Regions from separate parts of the Homo sapiens genome. Here region 1 is linked to region 2. The links are chromatin loops, found by intact Hi-C in ENCODE. Cell type or tissue: GM12878. All regions are shown on one strand. Links, peaks and the distances in the headings refer to the core of each region. The heading gives the core; the rest is flanking DNA.

Evidence for each region. Peaks named below come from ENCODE experiments on the same cell type or tissue, not always from the same donor. Only the 100,000 strongest peaks of a DNase experiment are listed, where the experiment ranks them.
Region 1: a loop joins it to region 2, with 3 times the contacts of the local background. A loop is called at or near these places in 13 of 110 quality-filtered maps.

Annotation. Positions count from the first base shown.
Region 1 is chr19:52,686,744-52,697,670 of GRCh38, forward strand. It overlaps LOC122539214 (Zinc finger protein LOC122539214), which reads right to left and starts at 3,753. Exons shown (of 4, transcript NM_001396016.1): 1 at 3,700-3,753. It also overlaps a transcript of ZNF83 not described here. RefSeq lists enhancers at 2,887-3,422, 6,617-7,152, 9,387-10,198 and a silencer at 3,716-3,925. In GM12878, for the core only: a CTCF peak has its summit at 5,283; DNase peaks (open chromatin) are centred at 3,540, 3,838 and 5,208; H3K4me3 peaks cover 3,010 bases; H3K27ac peaks cover 1,867 bases.
Region 2 is chr19:52,596,301-52,607,227 of GRCh38, forward strand. It overlaps LOC137778871 (a long non-coding RNA gene), which reads left to right and starts at 5,001. Exons shown (of 3, transcript NR_197425.1): 1 at 5,001-5,055. It also overlaps a transcript of ZNF701 not described here and the pseudogene ZNF137P. RefSeq lists a silencer at 4,861-4,920 and enhancers at 5,041-5,100, 5,053-5,559, 5,171-5,220, 5,881-5,960. In GM12878, for the core only: CTCF peaks have their summits at 4,882 (motif pointing left) and 5,846; a DNase peak (open chromatin) is centred at 4,961; H3K4me3 peaks cover 1,751 bases; H3K27ac peaks cover 543 bases.

The DNA of each region.
Region 1 (10,927 bases), core at 1,813-9,812, 91 kb after region 2:
TGTATTTTTCATAGAGACGGCGTTTCACCATGTTGGCCAGGCTGCTCTTGAACTCCTGACCTTACGTGATTCTCTCACCTCGGTCTCCCAAAGTGCTGGGATTACAGGCATGAGATACCACACCTGGCTTTGATGTCCATTTTAGAAAGTACTATGGGCTGGGTGCAGTGGCTCACATCTGTAATCCCAGCACTTTGGGAGATCGAGGTGAGCAGATCACCTGAGGTCAGGAGTTTGAGACCAGCCTCTCTAACATGGAGAAACCCTGTCTCTACTAAAAATACAAAATTGGCCCAGAGTGGTGGCGCATGCCTGTAATCCCAACTACTCAGGAGGCTAAGGCAGGAGAATTGCTTGAACCCAGAAAGCAGAGGTTGCACTAAGCTGAGATTGCAACATTGCCCTCCAGCCTGAGCAACAAGAGTAAAACTCCATCTCAAAAAAAAAAAAAAAAGTACTATGTAGGCCAGGCGCAGTGCCTCAACCCTGTAATCCCAGTACTTTGGGAGGTCAAAGCAGGAGGATCCTTTGAGCCCAGGATTTTGAGACCAGCTTGGGAATTTAAAACCCCGTTTTACAATTATATATATAGATATATAATTTATATAGCTATATAAATTATAATATAAATTATAATTTATATATATATAATTTATATAGCTATATAAATTATAATATAAATTATAATTTATATAGCTATATAAATTATAATATAAATTATAATTTATATATCTATATAAATTATAATTTATATAGATATATAAATTATATATAAATTTTATATATAAATTATATATATAAATTATATGTGTAAATTTTATATATATATAAATTTTATATATATATATATATAATGTATATATATATAATGTGTATATATATATATAATGTATATATATATATATATATATATAATGTATATATATATATAACTAGCCGGGCTTGGTGGCTCATGTCTGAGGTCCCAACTACTCAGGAGGCTGAGGTAGGAGGATCACTTGACCCCAGGGGGCCAAGGCTGCAGTTAGAGGAGATCACGCCACTGCACTCCAGCCCGAGTGATACAGCCAGACCCTGTCTCAAAATATTAATTAATTAAATTAAAAGTATTGTGTAATAACAGAAAGTGATTTTTGTTGCACTTCACTGCCCCACGTCCTACCCCACCCTGGGAAAAGGGAAGAGAGTAACTTCCAACTCAATAAGTCACTGCTCTCTGGCTGAATAGGGATTCCAACTGGAAGCTAACCTCTGATGCCAAGATTTACAGAATGTACATGTCTCATAGACAGGAATTTTAAAATTCTCAATCTCATCTTTATAATTTAATCAAGTTTTAAATTATTAGATTATATACACAGAAGTCAACATGTCACAACTAATCATAGCCAATAAACTCACCTACTCATCTGATCCCAAAGTCCCCCTGCCCCTTCTTTTCTTTGGTAACAGGGTCTCACTCTGTTGACCAGGCTGCAGTGCAGTGGCATGATCTTGGCTCACTGCAGCCTGGACCTCCCGAGCTCAAGTGATCCTCCTCCCTTGGCCTCCAGAGTAGCTGGGATTACAGGTGCGCACCATCATACCCGATTAATTTTTTTTTTTTTTTGGCAGAGATAAGGATCTCACTATGTTGTGCAGGCTGGTCTAGAACTCCTGGACTCAAGCAATCCCCCTGCCTCAGTCTTCTAAAGTTCTGGGATTACAGGCATGAACCACTGTACCCAGCCTCTCTTTCTTCATTACTTTGCTTCCTTCCCTGATTCTGTACGTATCTCTCATTCTCCCCTTCTCTCTCTAGCTCTTGTTTTATTTTCCCCCGGGGTTCTGCTCCTCATTTTGTACCTCTCTCCTCTCCTGCTGTTTATCCCCTTCTTCACTCTATTCCTTCTCTTCCACCTCTTCTGCTCCATCCTTGTAACTTATCTAACATCTTGCTGCTCTTCTCCCCAATCTTTTGATCATCCTCTATCTCTATATGGACAGAAATTTAAAAATAATAAGTACTGCATTTATTCACTCCAAGAAAAGTAAAAGCTAAGGCCCACAATGTGGCAAGGCAAGGTTTAAAAATAAAAAGAAAAGAACAAGTTTTCCTCTGCCTGTCAAGCTCACATCAAGAACGGTTACAGGATAACGCTGTCCGAATAGCCAAGTCTAAATGAATGGGCTCCAGACACCCCCACCTTCCAGAGCAAGGTTGAAGGAAAAAAAAAAAAAAAAAAAAAAGAGAGAGATTATTTTACTGTTACTCTTTTTCCAGGCTTCTTAAGCATTATTATGTTTTACAAATGTCTGTATTTAGTCAGTTCTTGTTTTTCCTTTGATGCAGCTACAAGGCCACCGGCAACCCAAGGTCACAAGATATGTTATGCTATAGATTACACAACCTGTCACTGTATAATTAACTGCTTTTGTTTTGCTTTTGTAAGGCCACTTATAAAAACCCTGCTCTGTCTTTGTTCAGTGCTCAGCTTTTTGGATATGAATCCACTGAGCCAGTGCGTACCTAAAATAAACAATTCTGTTTCTCTCATATTGGTCTCTCCATTCTTCAGTTTCCCCTAACACAAATATTTCCGCCTCTTCTCCCATCTCAGCGCCTCCTCTGCTCTCCCTGTTACATTCTCTCTTCCCTGTTATACCCTCATCCCCACTCTCTAGCACTCCAGATCCCCAGGTGTCCTCCCTGCTGTGCTTCTCCCTCTGTTCTCCTTGCCACCAGCACCACTCTGCTCTGTCTGCCCTGGCTCCAAATCCCTCCTCCTCTCCCTCACCCTGATGAGCCTCCCTCTTTGCTGCCCCTCTCCCTACCTTGCTGTCCTTCATGTCTCTGTACATCCAGCTTTTCTCTACATTTCTGCACTTGCTTTTCTCCTCCTGCTTTCTTATCGTTTTCTTTTCACTTTTGCTGTCTCTTGGCAAATCCCTCACCCATCCTCTACTTTGCCATCTCTTATGGCTCTTTCTCATTCTTCTTTTCTCTGTCTCAGGTTTTCCACTGCTCTCTGTCCGTCTCCTGATCCCTTTGGCCCACACAATCACAGGAGGGTTTGGAGTAAGACGCCTGCATCCCGGAGGAGCTTATTTTCCAGGGGCTGGAACTGGGCAGGCAAGAACACCCCGTGTCACAGGACAGGCCCCGGGCACCTCCCCAACGCGGGCTCAGGAGAAGCGGTGACTGCGGAGGAGAGACCTGGGGAGCAGCAGGGCCCGGCACGAGGAGGGAGGTGGGGGGCGACGGCGCCTGAGGACAAGGGTGGGGTCTGCAGGATCCCAGGACTAGGCAGAGGACACGGCCTCCCCGGGACAGGGGCCGCGGCGCTGCGCTTCAGAGGCCGACAAGGGCAAGGCTGGGAGGTGCCCACGGCGGGAATCCACTTCGCGGGTGAGGACGTTAAAAAGCGCGGGGCGGGAGGAGTCTGAAAATGATTTTGAGAAAAAAAAAAAAAAAACAACAACAACTACGCGATAGGAAGTGTATACATTGCCCTAGAGCAGAAAGACAGGGGATGGGACCAACCTCAGGGCGACTTTAGACCCAAAAGGAAGCGACTTCCAGACTCTCACGGGGATGTCTCTATTTGCTCTGGGTGAAGACGGGAGAGAAGTTCCAGATCTGTGGGGACCCTAGGTCCGAGGGACAGAAACGCTGAGGACCTGGGAAATGCAGACTTAATACAAAACAGCGAAACTCACCGCCGCGGTGTGACCGTCACTCCACGCGATCCGCTTCCAGATTTGCGAGAATCTGCGCGCGCAGGACAGAAGCCAGGCCTCGGCGGGCCCCGCGAGGTGGTGGGCGGGGCCTGGGCCGGGTGGCGGCGGGGCGCGAAGCAGAGAGACTTTGCGGTTTAGAACCGGCAGAGGGCGGGGCCGGGGCGGGACCTGTGTGTCTCACATCCTGGCTCCCAGCGCCTCTGTTTTTCGGGTTTGGGAGGCGACAGCGGCCAGGAAGTATGAGGCATGATTCAAAAGCCCTGGAATTTTCTGGAACGGGGATGCAAACTAGAATGTGAAATGCAAAGCCCTGCCAGGGCGGAACATAGGATTTCATGCTGACGGCCCACAGAACAGAACAGAACTCCTCTCCCTTTCTATTCTCCATTCACAAGGGAGGGAGGGTCCGCCCTGTGCTCAGCTTCAGAGACTTCCCTAAAGCCACTGCCTGGGGTGCGGGACGGAGTGCTCAGGCCAGGGAGGAGTGAGGTCACCACCTGCTGCTTAAACACAGCAGGGGTGCAGGCGCGAAGGCGGGAGCCTGAGGTCCCAGCTACTCAGGAAGTAGGAGCAGGAAGATCGCTGAGCCCTGGGGTCCAGGCCAGCCTGGGCGACAAAGTAACACCCCCTCCCGCAAGGCCACCTTCCTTGTCTCCCTCTCTCTCCGTCTCTCTCTCTCTCTCTCTCTCTCGCTTTTTAAACCTTTTTAAATAAAATTTTTGATGGTGTGACATAGGGATCCAACATTATTCTGTTCCGTGTGGATATCCAGTTAGTTGTTCCAGCACATTTGTGGAAGAAATCTATTACTTTTTTTTCACGTTTTTCTTTTCTTTTTCTTTGAGGGAGTCTCCCTCTGTCGCCCAGGCTGGCGTGAAGGGGCGTGATCTCTGCTCACTGCGACCTCTGCCTCCTGGGTTGAAGCGATTCTCCTGCCTCAGCCTCCGGAGTATTACAGTATTACTGGTATTAGAGGCACGAGCGACCATGCCCGGCTAATTTTTGTATTTTTGATAGAGGCGGGCTTTCACCATGTTGGCCAGGCTGGTCTCAAACTCCGAACTTCAAGTAATCTACCTGCCTCGGCCTCCTAAAGTGCTGGGACTACAGGCGTGGGCTACCTTGCATAGCCTAAGGAATGCTCTTTACTGTTTAAACGTTGAGAAAATATAATTGAAAACAAAGAAAATCTTCCCCCAAATGGGTAATTATCTCCACGACAACAGAGAAATAAATAAAAACCATTTTAATAAAGAACCTTAGACTCAAATGTGATGGGAAATAGAGGCAAACAGCTATGAGGTTGAAAAGAGAGAAAGAAATGTCACTGTTCTATACAACCCATTAAGCACATGTTTTCAAGATAAACACTAATCAGTCCTCAGGGAAGGGGATTTGACAACCCCTTGGGTCACACATACTTCATCCTGGCTTTACTTGGTAATGGAGGTGACCATCTGTGTCAGCTAATTAGCTTCATCCCGAGGGAGGGGGAAAAACCCTAACCCATGTCTTTTTGACAAGTGTGAGTTTCACAACATGGGGACAGGTGCCCTCTCTGGTGAGACTCCTACAATACGACAGACACTGATGTCAGAGGTAAATAATAAAATTTAGAATATATGATTAAGTGCAGAGTTTGTTTGAACACAAAGCTTGGAAATAGCCACCTGGAAACATCAACTTCAAATGAATAGGATCAGCGTTCTCAGGTGGAGACGTTAAGATTTTACACACATAGGAAAAGACAGAGAAGCTTTACCAGAATCACATTTTCCATTCAAGACCAGTGCCTAGGGTGCAGCAACTTGACTGGTGATGGATTGATACACTTCAAGGAAGGTTACTTTATCACTCCATAAGAAGGGACAATGATGCCAAAAGGTCTTAACTCTGGGGCTGCTTAGTCTTCCTAATTATTTACAGAATAACCTTTTTTTTTTTAGTTGTTTGTTTGTTGTTGCTGTCATTTTTTCAGACAGCGTCTAGCTCTGTCACCCAGGCTGGAGTGTACTGGCACTATCTCGGCTCACTGCAACCTCCACCTCCCGGGTTCAAGCAGTTCTCCTGCCCCAGTCAGCCAGGTAGCTGCGATTACAGGCCAGTGCGACCACGCCTGGCTAATTGTTTTCTGTTTTTAGTAGATACTGGGTTTCACCATGTTGGGCTTCTCCATTAATCTCTCCTGCACACTTCAGACCACATCCACACACACTTAAATCAACTTCAGTTCAGAGATGAGAAGCAAAAACCTAGAGAGGACACATCCACAGTTACTCACCAGGCTGAGGTGGGAGGATTGCTTGACCCTGGAGAGCAGAGGTTGAAGTGACTCAAGATCGCACCACTGCCCTCCAGCCTGGGGGACATAGTGAGACCCCGTTACCCACATCCACCAAAAAGTTGGAAATGCATTGAAATAAGAGACAGCTTCAAGAAACTATAAAAGCAATGCATGCAGAAAATTCAAAGGTCAACCAACATACAGAAACTATGAAGAACTACACAGAAACTCTTGGGCTAAAAATAGAGTAACTAAATGAAAAAACGCAATACATGGGTTCAAAATCAGAATTCATTAGGTAAATTAAAAATTAGTGAAGAGGGGATGGGTGAGGTGGCTCACACCAGGACTTTGGGAGGACAAGGTGGGTGGATCACTTGAGCTCAGGAGTTTGGAGACCAACCTGGCCAATGTGGTGAAACCTTGTCTCTACTAAAAATACAAAGATTAACAGGGTGTGGTGGTGAGCTCCTGTAGTCCCAGCTACTCTAGGGGCTGATACAGGAGAAGCACTTGAACATGGGAGGCAGAGGTTGCAGTGAGCCGAGATCACCCCACTGCCCTCCAGCCTGGGCGACAAAGCAGGACTGTCTCAAAAAATAATAATAATAATAATAATAAAATAGGCCAGGCCTGGTGGCTTATGCTTGTAATCCCACTATAAAAAAAAAATACAGAAAATTAGCCAGGCGTGGTGGTGGGCACCTGCAGTCTCAGCTACTCGGGAGGCTGAGGCAGAAGAATGGCATGAACCTGGGAGGTGGAGCTTGCGGTGAGCTGAGATCATGCCACTGCACTCCAGCCTGGGCGACAGAGCAAGACTCCATCTCAAAAAAAAAAAAAAAAAGAAATTTATCCTTACTACTTACTGTCTACACATAGATAATCAAAGGCAAGTAGTTAAAGACATAGTTAAAAATATGACAAAACTGGCCGGGCATGGTGGCTCAAGCCTGTAATCCCAGCACTTTGGGAGACCGAGGTGGGTGGATCACAAGGTCAGGAGATCGAGACCATCCTGGCTAACACGGTGAATCCCCGTCTCTACTAAAAATACAACAAATTAGCAGGGTGTGGTGGCGGGCGCCTGTAGTCCCAGCTACTCCGGAGGCTGAGGCAGAAGAATGGCGTGAACCCGGGAGGCGGAGCTTGCAGTGAGCCGAGATCAACCCACTGTACTCCAGCCTGGGCGACAGAGCAAGACTTCGTCTCAAAAAAAAAAAAAAAAAAAAAAGACAAAACTGACACATGTGCCCATACAAGTGTAGCATGGATTCAACCCTGATGCCATGTTTAGAAAGTAGTTCCCAGCACTAGGAGGATTTAAAACTCTTATAATAGGAGTTATTATAGTAATAGAAACCTGCTTACTGCTGCCTTGTTTGCTACCTGTACTTCTTCAAACGATAAAAAGCTTCATCGCTATTTTAGTTCACCAAAATGCTTCAGCACAAGTGTACTATATGAATCACTATCAATCTGTTGCACAAAAAGACATAAGCAGCAAAAATAAGAGTGAGAATTCCCACTAATAAAAAGTGAGACTCTCAAAGGGGGGAAATGAGGGAAGAGAGAGAGACCCTCTCATATTGTTTTATATTGTTTTATACTCAGTACCTGTTTTAAGAAAAAAACAAGGAAGTGAAACCAAAGGCAGGCATCCCGATGCCAGGCATCAGACCTAAAACCAGACCTGAAACCAGGCCTCGGCCTGCCTGGCCTAAACCTAGTAATTAAAATTCCACCCCTGACCTAGCAACTGATGTTATCTATAGATCCCAGACATTGTATGGAAGGACATTGTGAAACCTCCTGTTCTGTTCTGTTTCACTCTGACCACCAGCGCATGCACCCCCTGTCACATACCCCCTGCTTGCTCAAATCAATCACTACCCTTTAATGTGAAATCTTTAGTGTTGTGAGCCCTTAAAAGGGACAGAAATTGTTCACTCAGAGAGCTCGGATTTTAAGACAGTAGCTTGCCAATGCTCCCAGCTGAATAAAGCCCTTCCTTCTACAACTCGGTGTCTGAGAAGTTTTGTCTGTGGCTCATCCTGCTACAACCTGAGGGCAGGAGTTCAAGACTAGCTGGGCCAAAATGGTGAAACCCCATCTCTACTAAAAATACAAAAAAAATTAGTTGGGGGTGGTGGCACTGGACTATAATCCCCAACTTTTTGGGAGGCTAAAACAGGAGAATTGCCTGGGAGGCAGAGTTTGCAGTGATCTGAGATCATGCCACTGAACTCCAGCCTGGATAACAGAGACTTTGTCTCAAAAAAAAAAAAAAAAGGCCAGAAGAGGTGGCTCACGCCTGTAATCCCAGCACTTTAAAACGCTGAGGCGGACGGATCACGAGGTTATGAAATCCAGACTGTCATGACTAACAAGGTGAAATACCATCTCTACTGAAAATACCAAAAAATTATCCGGGCGTGGTGGCACTCACGTGTAGTCCCACATACTTGGGAGCCTGAGGTAGGAGAATCACTTGAACCCAGGAGGCAGAGTTTGCAGTGAGCCGAGATCACGCCACAGCACTCCAGCCTGGCTACCGGGTGAGACTCCATCTCAAAAAAAAAAAAAAAAAAAAATTAACCGGCCATGGTGGAACTCACCTGTGGTCCCAGCTACTTGGGAGGCTGAGGTTGGGAAATGGCTTGAGCCTGAAGGAGGTTGCAGTGAGCTAAGATCACGCCATTGCTCTCCAGCCTAAGCGACACAGCAAGACCTTCTCTCAAAATAAAATCAAATATATGAAAACAGAATAACTCAAAGTACAAAAATCCATTTTGTTGATATAGGTCCACAAAATAATAAAACAGAGACTCGCAAGAAACTACATGCTAATAAAAAAAAGTTGTCATTTTCCCCAGATCTTTTCTTTCTTCCTTTTTTTTTTTTTTTTTTTTTTTTTAGACAGGGTCTCGTTCTGTCGCCCAGGCTGCAGTGCAGTAATGCAATCTTGGTTCACTGCAACCTCTGCCTTCTGGGTTCAAGTGGTTCTCCTGCCTCAGCCACAGAGTAGCTGGGATTACCGGTGCCCACCACCATGCCCGGCTAACTTCTGTATTTTTAGTAAAGATGGGGTTTCACCATGTTGGCCAGGCTTGTCTTGAACTCCTGAGCTCAGGTGACCCACCAACCTCAGCTTCCCAAAGTGCTAGGATTACAGACATGAGTCACCACATCCAGCAAATTTTCAAAATATATACATATATGTGTGCCAATGTGTACGTATATGTATGTGTGTGTGTGTGTGTATATATATATATAAAGATTTTTAAAATATAAAAAGTAGCAAGTTTTGTTTAACTGAAGAGGAATCTCATCTTGCTGGAAACGGATACTTTGATAGTTGGGGACAGGGAGGAATCTTGTCAGATCTAAGAAAACAGGAAATGTCCCCTCCTAGAGGAAGCAATCACCCTTTCAACTGCCTGACATGGAGGAATCTTTAGATATCTGTAGGAATGCAGGCATGCTCAGATGCAGCCACTATGGCACTCTTTATACAGAGAAAAATTGCAAAGGACCCACATACTGTCATTCAGCCAATTTCCAATGCAGATGTCAAAGAGCAAGCTAGCCATGTTTACTAACATAACAACATGTAAATTTTCACAACTAGCAGGATGAAATATCAAAGTAAAATATTTACTAAAACACAAAGAAAACAATAGACGCTGGGGTCTAGGTGAGGGTGGAGATGGGGAGGAGAGAGGAGCAGAAAAAATAGCTAATGGGGCTGGGCACAGTGGCTCACGCCTGTAATCCCAGCACTTTGCTAGGGCAAGGGGGTTGGATCACCTGAGGTCAGGAGTTCAAGATCAGCCTGGCCAACATGGTGAAACCCTGTCTCTACTAAAAGTACAAACATTAGCCAGGCATGGAGGCATGTGCTTGTAATCCCAGCTACTCAGGAGGCTGAGGCAGGAGAGTTGCTTGAACCCAGGAGGCAGAGGTTGCAGTGAGCCGAGATCATGCCATCATACTCCAGACTCAAAAAACGAGCAAAACTCAGTGTCAAAAAAAAAAGAAAAGAAAAAAAGCTACTGGGTACTGGGCTTGATACCGGTGTACAACAAACTCCAATGACATGAGTTTGCCTATGTAACAAACCATCACATGTAGCCCCAATCCTAAAGTAAAAACATAACTATAAAACATTTTATTTTTTTAATTTACTACGGAATTATTTTTAAAGTCTCATAATGATGCAGAAATACAGGTGTACAAGACTTGCTCTGACACTTGGCACAGAACTGACAGTAGCGGCTCCCCAGTGAGTTTGGAAAGAGGGTGGAGGACGTGACAGGGAAAGGAGATGCTTTGTGGCAAAGGGTCTGCAGCTTTGCTAAGAGTTTTACTAGAAAACAAATATATCCATCCTGTGATGTTTAAATATCAAAATATATATTTAATAAACATTGGTAGAGCTGAGCACGGTGGCTCGTGCCTGTAATCCCAGCACTCTGGGAGGCTGAGGTGGGTGGATAACCTGAGGTCAGAACTTTGAGGCCACCCTGGCCAACATGGTGAAACCCCATCTCTACTAAAAATACAAAAAAATTAGCCGGGCGTGGTGGCACACGCCTATAACCCCAGCTACTTGGGAGGCTGAGGCAGGAGAATCACTTGAACCCAGAAGACAGAGGTTGCAGTAAACTGAGATCATGTCACTGCACTCCAGCTTGGGTGGCAGAGGCTGACTCCATCTCAAAAAATAAATTGTAACCATTTTTACCAAAAACACCTGTTTCACAAGCCTCTCCACAGTAACCCCACAGTCTCCATGAGCTTAATGTGTTAAGAATGGTTTAATGAATCTCCTGCTATTATTTAGGTTGATTTCCTATTCTTAAACTAATGATGGAATAAAACACCTTCTATCATTCATGTCTGTGTATGAACTTTCCACTC
Region 2 (10,927 bases), core at 1,007-9,006:
CCAAGACCTTCAATCAGAAGTCATCCCTTCAGTGTCATCATAGACTTCATACTGTACAGAAACATTACAAATGTGAAGAATGCAACAAAGTTTAGAGTTGAGGATCACAACTTGAAACACACAGGAGAATTCATACTGGAGAAAAACCATACAAACGTAAGGTTTGTGACAAGGCTTTCTGGGATAATTCATGCCTTTCATGCCGTAAGAGTTCATACTGGAGAGAAATGTTACACATGTAACGAATGTGGCAAGGCTTTTAGTAGAAAAGCAAACCTTGCACATCATGGACTTCATACTGGAGGGAAATCTTACAAATGTAAGGGTTGTGACAAGGTTTTCCACCATGATTTATGCCTTGCACAACATCAGAGAGTTCATACTGGAGAGAACCTTACACATTTCACGAGTATGGAAAGACCTTTGCTCAAAATTCAGCCCTTGTAATGCATAAGGCAATTCATACTGGAAAGAAACCTTACACATGTAATGAATGTGGCAAGGTTTTTAGTAGAAAAGCACACCTTGCATGTCATCATAGACTTCATACTGTCTAAGGTTTCTAATCAACAATCAAACCTTGCACAACATCAGAGAGTTTATACTGGAGAGAAACCTTACAAGTGTAATGAGTGGGGCAAAGCCTTAAGTGGGAAGTCGTCACTTTTTTATCATCAAGCAATCCATGGTGTAGGGAAACTTTGCAAATGTAATGATTGTCACAAAGTCTTCAGTAATGCTACAACCATTGCAAATCACTGGAGAATCCATAATGAAGACAGATCTTACAAGTGTAATAAATGTGGTAAAATTTTCAGACATCGATCATATCTTGCAGTTTATCAGCGAACTCATACTGGAGAGAAACCTTACAAATATCATGACTGTGGCAAGGTCTTCAGTCAAGCTTCATCCTATGCAAAACATAGGAGAATTCATACAGGAGAGAAACCTCACAAGTGTGATGATTGTGGCAAAGTCTTGACTTCACGTTCACACCTCATTAGACATCAGAGAATCCATACTGGACAGAAATCTTACAAATGTCTTAAGTGTGGCAAGGTCTTCAGTCTGTGGGCACTCCATGCAGAACATCAGAAAATTCATTTTTGAGATAACTGTTCCAAATACAGTGACTATAGAAGATCATAAAGCTTTAATTGACATTAGAGCCAAATAGGCATTGACTTGAGATTGAGTTGACTTAACCTTGAGTTTAAGAATTAATTTACATTAAAGTGTTTATGTTAAGAAGATTGGGCCAGGTGGGGTGGCTCATGCCTGTAATCCCAGCACTTTGGGAGCCCAAGGCTGATAGATCACAGCCACACCTGGCTATGAGAGTGTGTAGGTGGCCGTTGGGGTGGGACCTGATTAGAAGGGGCAGGGCCTTGAACAGAATCTGGGCGGGGCAAGAATGAGGAGGCTGCCTGGAGGCCGGGCCAGAGGGTGATCGTCATCTTGAGGGCAAGGTCTGGAAGTGGTGTTTTGAAGGGCAGGGTCTCGAGGGGGCGGGTCCTGGCTTTCTCCTCAGCTGGACCCCAGGTGTCGTCTGCTGTCATCCTCTTGCCCTGCAGGACTAGATTCTCCGGGTACTAATTGGTGGATAGTTTCTGATGTGCCGTGATATTACCCCTAATATCACAGGGATGCCTCCTGTCCATTTTAGAGACTTGCTCTGTCGCCCAGGCTGGAGGGCAGTGGCGCGATCTCGGCTCATTGCAAGCTCCGCCTCCCGGGTTCATGCCATTCTCCTGCCTCAGCCTCCCGAGTAGCTGGGACTACAGGCGCCCGCCACCATGCCTGGCTAATTTTTTGTATTTTCAGTAGAGACGGGGTTTCACTGTGTTAGCCAGGATGGTCTCGATCTCCTGACCTCGTGATCCGCCCGCCTCGGCCTCCCAAAGTGCTGGGATTACAGGCGCGAGCCACCGCGCCCGGCCCCTAAGTTAATATTTCAAACAATCGAAGGTAAAACAACATATTGTGTTGGGCCACCTGTACTGAACGCTGAATCGTTTTTCCTCTTAAGTTGAAAATGGTTTTAATGCAAAGCGCCTTTTTTGAGCAGGTAGAGTCACGCATCCGGCAGGCGGGGCGAGCTCCCCTCTGTCTGGGGCAGGGTGGGGGAGAGGGGCAGGGACCTCGGTAAAGGGGTGGAGTGGCGCGCTGGTTGCCGCGGGCACTGGCAATTAGAAGGGATTATTAAACTAAGCAAGGTCCTGGGTTGTTTGAGTGGATAATGGAAACTGAAAGGTGACGTGCAAAACTGCCTATTACTCCCAGGAGTGGAGGATAATTTCATATTTCATGGAAATAAACTCAGGGCCCGGAGCGGTGGCTCACACCTGTAATCCCAGCACTTTGAGAGGCCAAGGAGGGAGGATCGCTTAAGCCCAGGAATTCGAAATCAGCCTAGGCAACATAGTAAGACCTCATCTCTACTAAAAATAAAAAAAAACAGCCAGGTGTGTTAGTCCACACCTGTGGTCCCAGCTGCTTGGGGTGCTGAGGTGGGAGGATCACTTGAGCCAGAAAGTTGGAGGCTGCAGTGAGCTCTGATCTTGCCACCACACTCCAGCCTGGGTGAAAAAGCTAGACCCTGTCTCAAACAAGCAAATAAATGAGAGGTATAAGTCCTCCTTTAAAAGTAAAGGAAGAGATTTTTCTTTCCTTTTGTCTCTTAGAACATTCAATTAGAAAATTTGTAAATTCATTTTCTCTGTCTTCTGAGGTTTTTTTTTTTAGACAGAGTTTTTCTCTTGTTACCCAGGCTTGAGTGCAAGCCACGATCTCGCCTCACCACAACCTCCGTCTCCCGAGTTCAAGCGATTCTCCTGCCTCAGCTTCCCGAGTAGCTGGGATTACAGGTATGAACCACTATGCCCGGCTAACTTTGTTTTTTTTTTTTAGAAATTAAACCTTTTTTCAGCTTAATGACCCAGGGGTGTATTTTTGAAGGACTTGGGAGCTCTCTTTGAAAGGCAAACAACAAGGGAAACAGTACCTTTATCTCAGTAGGAAATTAAATAATTCAAACATCAAATAACTTCAATTTAAGGCTATGGACTTTGAGATAATTCTGAGCCTTGAGAGGAATGTGGTCAGGCAACCTGAGTCCAGTGGAATGCAGGTGCAACTTCTAAGAGTTTTCCTGTAAGTAATTAAGAAGACTAAGTAGCCCCAGAGATAAGACCTCCTCGGATCATTGTCCCTTCTTATGTAGTGATAAAGTAACCTTCCTTGAAGTGTATCTATCCGTAATCAATCAAGTTGCTGCAGCCTATGCACTGGCCCAGAATAAAAAACGTGGTGATTCTGCTAAAGCTTCTCTGTCTTTCCCTGTGTGTGAAATCTTAACGTCTCTACTTGGGAACGCTGATCCCATTCATTTAGAGTTGATGTTTCCACGTGGCTATTTCCAAGCTTTGCCTTCAAATAAATTCTGTACTTAATCATATATTCTAAATTTTATTATTTACTGCTGACATCAGTTTCTGTCGGATTGTAGGAGCCTCACCAGAGAGGGCCCCTGTCGCCATGTTGTAAAACTCACACTTGCCAAAAGTTGTGGGTTAGGGTTTCTCCCCCTCCCTCAGGATGACGCTAGTTAGCTGACACAGATGGTCACCTCCATTACCAAGTAGAGTCAGGATGAACTATGTGTGACTGTTCAACTATGTGTCCTCTTCCCTGAGGACTGATTAGTGTTTATCTTGAAAACATGTCCTTAATGGGTTGTATAGAACACTGAAGCATCTGATTTCAAACTCTTAGCTCTTTTCCTCTATTTCCCATCACATTCTGGTCTAAGGCTTATTTATTAATAAAATGATTTTTATTTCTTTATTATCGTGGAGATGATTTTTCATTTGGGGGAAGATCATTTTGTTTTCAAATATATTGTCTCAACATTTAAATAGTGAAGTAAAGAGTATTTCTTGTGCCAGGCATGGTGGCTCACGCCTGTAATCACAGCACTCTGGGAGGCCAAGGCAGGCAGATCACTTCAAGTCAGGAGTTTGAGACCAGCCTGGCCAACATGGTGAAACCCCATCTCTACCAATTATACAAAAATTAGCCGGACATGGTGGCGCGCTTGTAATGCCAGCTATTCCGGAGGGTGAGGCAGGAGAATCACTTCAACACAGGGTGTACAGGCTGCACTGAGCCGAGACCTTGCCACTGCACTCCAGCCTGGACGACAGAGAAATACTCTGTCTTAAAAAAAAAAAAAGGAAATTAAGAAAGTAATAGATCTCCTCCACAAATGTGCTGGGACAACTAACTTGATATTCACATGGAAAAGAATAATGTTGGATCCCTACATCACACAATCAAAATTTTATTTTAAAAAGTTAGAGAACGAGGAAGGGAGCCCTGCGGGAGGGGGTGTTACTTTGTCGCCCAGGCTGGTCTGGAACCCCAGGCTCAGCAACCCTCCCGCTGCTGCTTCCTGAGTAGCTGGGACCTCAGGCTCCCTCCCCAGTGCCCGCATCTCTGCTGTGTTTAAGCAGCAGGTGGTGACTTCGCTCCTCCCTGGCCTGAGCACTCCGTCCCGCATCCCAGGCGGTGGCCCTAGGGAAGTCTCTGAAGCTGAGCACAGGGTGGACTCTGCCCCCACCGCCGACCCGCCCTCCCCGACCCCGAGTGAATGGAGAATAGAAAGGGAGAGGATTTCTGTTCTGTCCTGTGGGCCCTCAGTATGAAATCGTAGTTCTGCCCAGGCAGGACTTTGCATTTCACATTCTAGTTTGCATCCCCGTTCCAGACAATTCCAGGGCTTTTGACTCATGCCTCAGCCTTCCCGGCCAGTCTCCCTTCCAAAACCCGAAAAACGGAGGCGCTGGGCTCAAGACTGACTCTGTCCCGCCCCGGCCCCGCCCTCTGCCGGTTCTAAAGGGCAAAGTCTCTCCGCCTCGCGCCCCGCTTCCGCCTGCCCAGGCCCCGCCCACCTCCTCCTGGACCCCGCCCAGGCCTGGCTTCTGTCCTGCGCGAGCAGATCAGCGCGAACCTGGAAGCGGAGAGCGTGGAGTGAAGGTCCCACGGCAGCGCGTGAGTTTCTCTCTGTTTTATATTAAGTCTGTGCGTCCCAGGTCCCCGGCGCGTCTGTACCTGGGACGTGGGGTCCCCACAGACCTGGAAATTCTCGCCCGTCTTCACCCAGAGCAAATTGAGACTTCCCTTTGAGAGTCCGGGGTTCACTTCCTTTTGGGTTTAAAATCGCCTTGAAGCTGGTGCGGTCTCTGGTCTTGCTGCTATAGGGCAATGTATACACTTTGTATTGGGTAGTTTTCCTGCTCAAAACCTTTTTCTAACTCCTCCCGCCCCGCGCTTTTTAAAGTCCTTACAGGTGAGGTGGATTCCCGCCCTGGGCGCCTCCCACCCTCGCCTTCGACGGCCCCTCGAGTGCAGCGCCGTGCCCCCAGTCCCGCGGAGGCTGCGTCCTCTGCCTGGTCCTGAGATCCTTCAGACCCCACCATTGTCTTAAGGCGCCGTCGTCCCCCACCTCCCTTCTCGTGCCGGGCCCTGCTGCTCCCCAGGTCTCCTCTCCGCCGTCACCGCTTCCCCTGAGCCCGCGTTGGGAAGGTGTCCGGGGCCTGTCCTGTGACACGGGGTGTCCTTGCCTGCCCAGCTCCAGCCCCTGGAAAATGAGCTCCCCCGGGATGCAGACGTCTTACTCCAAACCCTCCTGTAATTGTATGGGCCAAAGGAATCAGGTGAGAGAGAGCAGTAGAAAACCTGAGATAAGAAAAGAGCAGGAGGAGAAAAGCAACTGGAGAAATGTAGAGAAAAGCTAGATGTACAGAGAGATGAAGGACAGCAAGGAAGAGAGGGGGCAGCAAAGAGGAAGGCTCATCAGAGTGAGGGAGAGGAGGAGGGGTTTGGAGCCAGGGCAGACAGAGCAGAGTGGTGCTGGTGGCAAGGACAGAGGGAGAAGCACAGCAGGGAGGACTACTGTGGGTCTAGAGTGCCATAAAGTGTGGACAGGGATGTATAACAGGGAAGAGAGAATGTAACAGGGAGAGCAGAGGAGGCGCAGAGATGGGAGAAGAGGCGGAATCTATGGAGGTTGAGGACAATCCAAAGATTGTGGGAGAAGGAGCAATAAGAGGTTAAATAAGTAGCGAGGATGGAGCAGAAAAGGTGGAAGAGAAGTAATAGAGGGAAGAAGGGGATAAACAGCAGAAGAGGAGAGGGGCAAAAATGAGGCACGGAAGCCCAGGGAAAAAGACAAGAAAACAAGAGCTAGAGAGAGAAGGGGAGAATGAGAGATATGTACAGATTTAGCGAGGGAAGCACAGTAATGAAGACAGAGGGGCTGGGCGCAGTAGCTCACGTCTCTAATCCCAGCACTATAGGAGACTGAGACAAGGGGATTGCTTGAGTACAGGAGTTCGAGCAACATAATGAGACCTCCCCATCTCTGACCAAAAAAAAAAAAAAAAAAAAAAATTAACCGGGCGTGATGGTGCACAGCTGTAATCCTAGCTACTCTGGAGGCTGACGTAGGAGGATAACTTGAGCCCAGGAGGCCCAGGCTGCAGTGAGCCGAGATCATGCCACTGCACTCCAGCCTGGTCAACAGAGTGAGACACTGTCTCAAAAGAAAAAAAGGAGCGGGGGACTTTGGGTAAAGATGAGTAGGTTAGTTCACTGGATATCATTAGTCGTTGACTTCTTTGTATATAATCTGATAACTTAAAACTTGTTTAAATTATACAGATGAGGTTGAGAATTTTTAAACTCCTGTCTATGAGACATGTACCTGTAAATCTTAGCATCAGAGGTTAGCTTCCACCTGAAATCCCTATTCAGCCAAACAGCAGTGACTTATTCAGTTGTGAGTCACTCTCTTGCCTTTTCCCAGAGTTGGGTAGGAAGTGGAGCAGTGAAGTGGGAAAAAAAAAATTGGTGTTATTACATAATACTTTTAATTTAATTAATTAATATTTGGGATGGGCTCTGGCTCTGTAGCCCAGGCTCACGACTGTAATCCCAGCACTTTGGGTGAGGCTAGTGGATCACTTCAGGTCAGGAGTTTGAGACCAGCCTGGCCAACATGATGAAACTCCGTCTCTACTAAAAATACAAAAATTAGCCGAGCATGGTGGTACTCACCTGAAATCCCAGATACTAGAAAGGCTGAGGAAAAAGAATCGCTTGAGCCCAGGAGCAGAAGGTTGCAGTGAGCCAAGAGCCTGCCACTGCACTCCAGCCCAGGTGACAGTGCGAGACTCTGTTTCAAAAAGCAAAACAAAACCATCTGGGTGACTTTAAAGATAATCCAGTTCTGGCCAGGCACGATGGCTCACGCCTGTCATCCCAGCACTTTGGGAGGCTGAGGCAGGCGGATCACCAGAGGTCGGGAGTTCCAGAACAGCCTTACCAACATGGAGAAACCTTGTTTCTACTAAAAACACAAAATTAGCCAGGGGTGGTGGGGCATGACTGTAGTCCCAACTACTCGAGAGGCTGAGGTGAGAGAAGTCACTTGAACCCGGGAGGCGGAGGTTGTGGTGAGTTGAGATCGCGCCATTGCACTCCACCTTGGGCAACAAGAGTGAAATTCCGTCTAAAAAAAACAAAAAGATATCCATTTCCCTGTTTGCTACTCCTGTGTTTTTGATTCAGTAGTTCTTGGACGAGAGCTCGTTGTCCACATATTACATATGACTATTCTCCCTAAGCATTCAGAAGGAGGCAGTCAGTGGAGGAAATTGTGAAATATTTTGCTAGATCCATCTGTAATGTTTTCTTTCTTACTAAAACATAGGGCTGCGGCTCTAGAAAAGCTCCAGCACGTCATCTTCCTTTTTTTTTTTTTTTTTTTTTTTTTTTTTTTTTAATAAGCAGGAGTCTTTCTGACCTGTTATCTCCATGTTGGAGTGAGGGAAGGAGCCCTGGACTGTGGAGAATGAAGTGAAAATAACAAAAAAAATACAGATGGGTAGGAATGTATTATGGGTGTAAACACAAATAGGAGCTCAGATGGGCAGAGTGGAAGCTCCACCCTCAAATCTCTCTGCAAGTGGGAGAATTCGGCGGGAAAAGAAAAGTTTAAATCCTGAGATCTCTGAGTGGACATCTTTCTTTGCCCCCTCTTATGTCTCTGTTATTTATTTTATTTTATTTTATTTATTTATTTATTTATTTTGAGACAGCGTCTCACTCTGTTGCATAGACTGGAGTGCAGTGGCACAATAGCTCACTACGACCTCCACCACCTGGGTTCAAGTGATTCTCCTGCCTCAGCCTCCCAAGTAGCTGGAACTACAGGCATGCATCACCACCATACTAGGCTAATTTCTGCATTTTTGGTAGAGACGGGGTTGTGCCATGTTGGCCAGGCTGGTCTCGAACTCCTGACCTCAGGTGTTTTTCCTGCCTCGGCCTCCCAAAGTGCTGAAATTACAAGTGTGAGTCACCACGCCAGGCCCCTCTGCTCTTTAGATGTGTAGTAGTTTGATTTTTTTGTCCTCTAGTGATGCTGCAGCTCAGAGACAAAGGCAGAATCTTTATCCTGATGGGCAACACCGTGTCATCTGGCTTCTGTGACCTCATTGGTTTCTTGACTCTGGAACAGGGAGGGCTGTGTCAAAGGGGTCTCCTTCCCCTGTGGTCTCTCATTCTGTACTTGACTCCTTCTGACGCTCCATTCTCTGTCCCTATAGATAAGATCTGAGGCCTCCATACACCTACCCCTTGACCTACCAGGTTCCATCCCATTTCCTGTACTTGGAACACCTAATCAAGAGATCGGAAAACCTGGGCTGCTCCTCCTTTGCAACCGGGGCCCGGGATACTGCACAGAGCCCTCTCTGCTTGTTCAAATAGTTGGCTTGCCTATTTGAAGTAGGAAAAAAAGGCCATGCGCGGTGGCTCATGCCTGTAATCCCATCATTTTGAGAGGCTGAGGAGGGCGGATCACTTCAGGTCGGGAGTTTGAGACCAGCCTGGCCAACATGGTGAAACTCCGTCTCTACTAAAAATACCAAAAGTAGCCGGGTGTGGTGGTGGGTGCCTGTAATCCCAGCTACTCGGGAGACTGAGGCAGAAGAATCTCTCGAACCCGGGAGGTGGACTCTGCAGTGAGCTGAGATTCCGACACTGCACTTTAGCCTGGGCAACAAAGAAAGACTCCACCCCCCGCCAAAAAAAAGAAATACAAAAAAAAAAAAAGTGTTTTTCCTACTCTCTCATGCCACTGAGCACAGAATGCCTCAGTTCTGATCACCAAAATTTGTGGATTTCTCCCCAACCACATCTTGGAGTGCAATGGTGTGATCTTGGCTCACCACAAACTCTGTTTCCTGGGTTGAGATGATTCTCCTGCCTCAGCCTCCTGAGTATCTGGCAAAAGAGCAAGACCTCATCTCAAAATAAAATAAAATATGTGAGAACAAAATTACTCAAAGTACAAAAGGCTAATCAGAGACTCAAAGAAAACAACCATTTGTCTCTTATTTACCTATGTCCTGGAATCCACCCCCCACCCCGCTTTGGGTTGTTCCACCTTTCCCGACTTAACCAACGTACATCTGACACTTACTGATACGTCATGACTCCCTAAAATGTAAGCTCTACCTAGACCATATTGGGCACATGACATTAGGACCTCTTGAGCCTGTGTCGTGGGCATGCAGTTAACCTTGGCAAGATAAACTTTCTAAACTGATTGAGATTTGTCTCAGATACTTCGTTCACAAACTATTTTTAAAGTCCCAGGTAATTTATTTTAGCAGCTAAAAGAAAAATCTTGGCTGGCACGTTGGCTCATGCCTGTAATCCCAGCACCTTGGGAGGCCAAGGCGGTTGGATCACAAGGTCAGGAGTTCAAGATCATCCTGGCCAACATGGTGAAACCTTGTCTCTACTACAAATACAAAAATTAGTGGGCATCTTGGCATGTGCCTGTAATCCCCGCTACCTCAGAGGCTGAGGCTGGAGAATCGCTTGATCCAGGGAGTCATGGGTTGCAGTGAGCCGAGATTGTGCCACTTCACTCTAGCCTGGTGACAGAGAAGACTGTCCAAAAAAAAAAAAAAAAAAAAAAAAAAAAAAAAAAAAAGCTGGTTTCAGGGGTTTCTGGTTACAACAGGAAGTTTCAGCAGCCATACTTCAGAGAATCACGTTCTTGAAGCAATGTTTGTATCCTGAGTTCATTTTTCATCTGTCCTCTTGACTTTGGTTTAGTTGTGAGGCAGCCTCATTTTCTGGGGTAATACCTGATGTTCGTTGTCTCATGGCCACGGAAATCGAGGACACGGACACCCAAGAGTGGCGTTAAGAGTGGAAGTTCAATAGGCGAAAGAAAGTCAATAGCTCTCTGCTACAGAGAGAGGTCCTGGAAAAATGGTTTGCAGATTCGTGGCAAAACGTAGGGGTTTTATAGATGAGCTGGTGGGGAGGTAGTGTCTTATCTACATAGGACCAGATGTAACATTTGCATACGGCATGAATTTCTGGCAGCCCCCTCCCCAATCTTTTATTATGCAGGTTCTTTGCCTGAGCTGTGCCATGTTACCCATTTCTTTCTTACTGTACACGTGCTAACAAAAAAGGAAAGACGGAGCTTCCATGGTGGACATGCCTAGCCCCAAGGTAGCCCCTTTTCTATTGGCACAGCTGCTGACTTCCCCCATGCAAGCTTCCAGCTTGCTTACGTATGTTTGCAGATCGATTTTTCGGGCTGCTCTTTGTTAGAACAAAACGATATTTTGGGCAGCTTTTTGTTAGAAGGGAAGCTCTGCAGAGGAGTTTTTGCCCTTACTGTCTGCCTAAATAGTTTATTTTTACCTCCTGTATAAGTTGGATGTGGCAAGAGTGACCCAATTGATAAGATGAACTTTTATCACGGCAGAATTTTAAATTCACTTTACGTGCATTCTGCAAGTAACTAGAAAAGATACTTTTTATTTGCAAA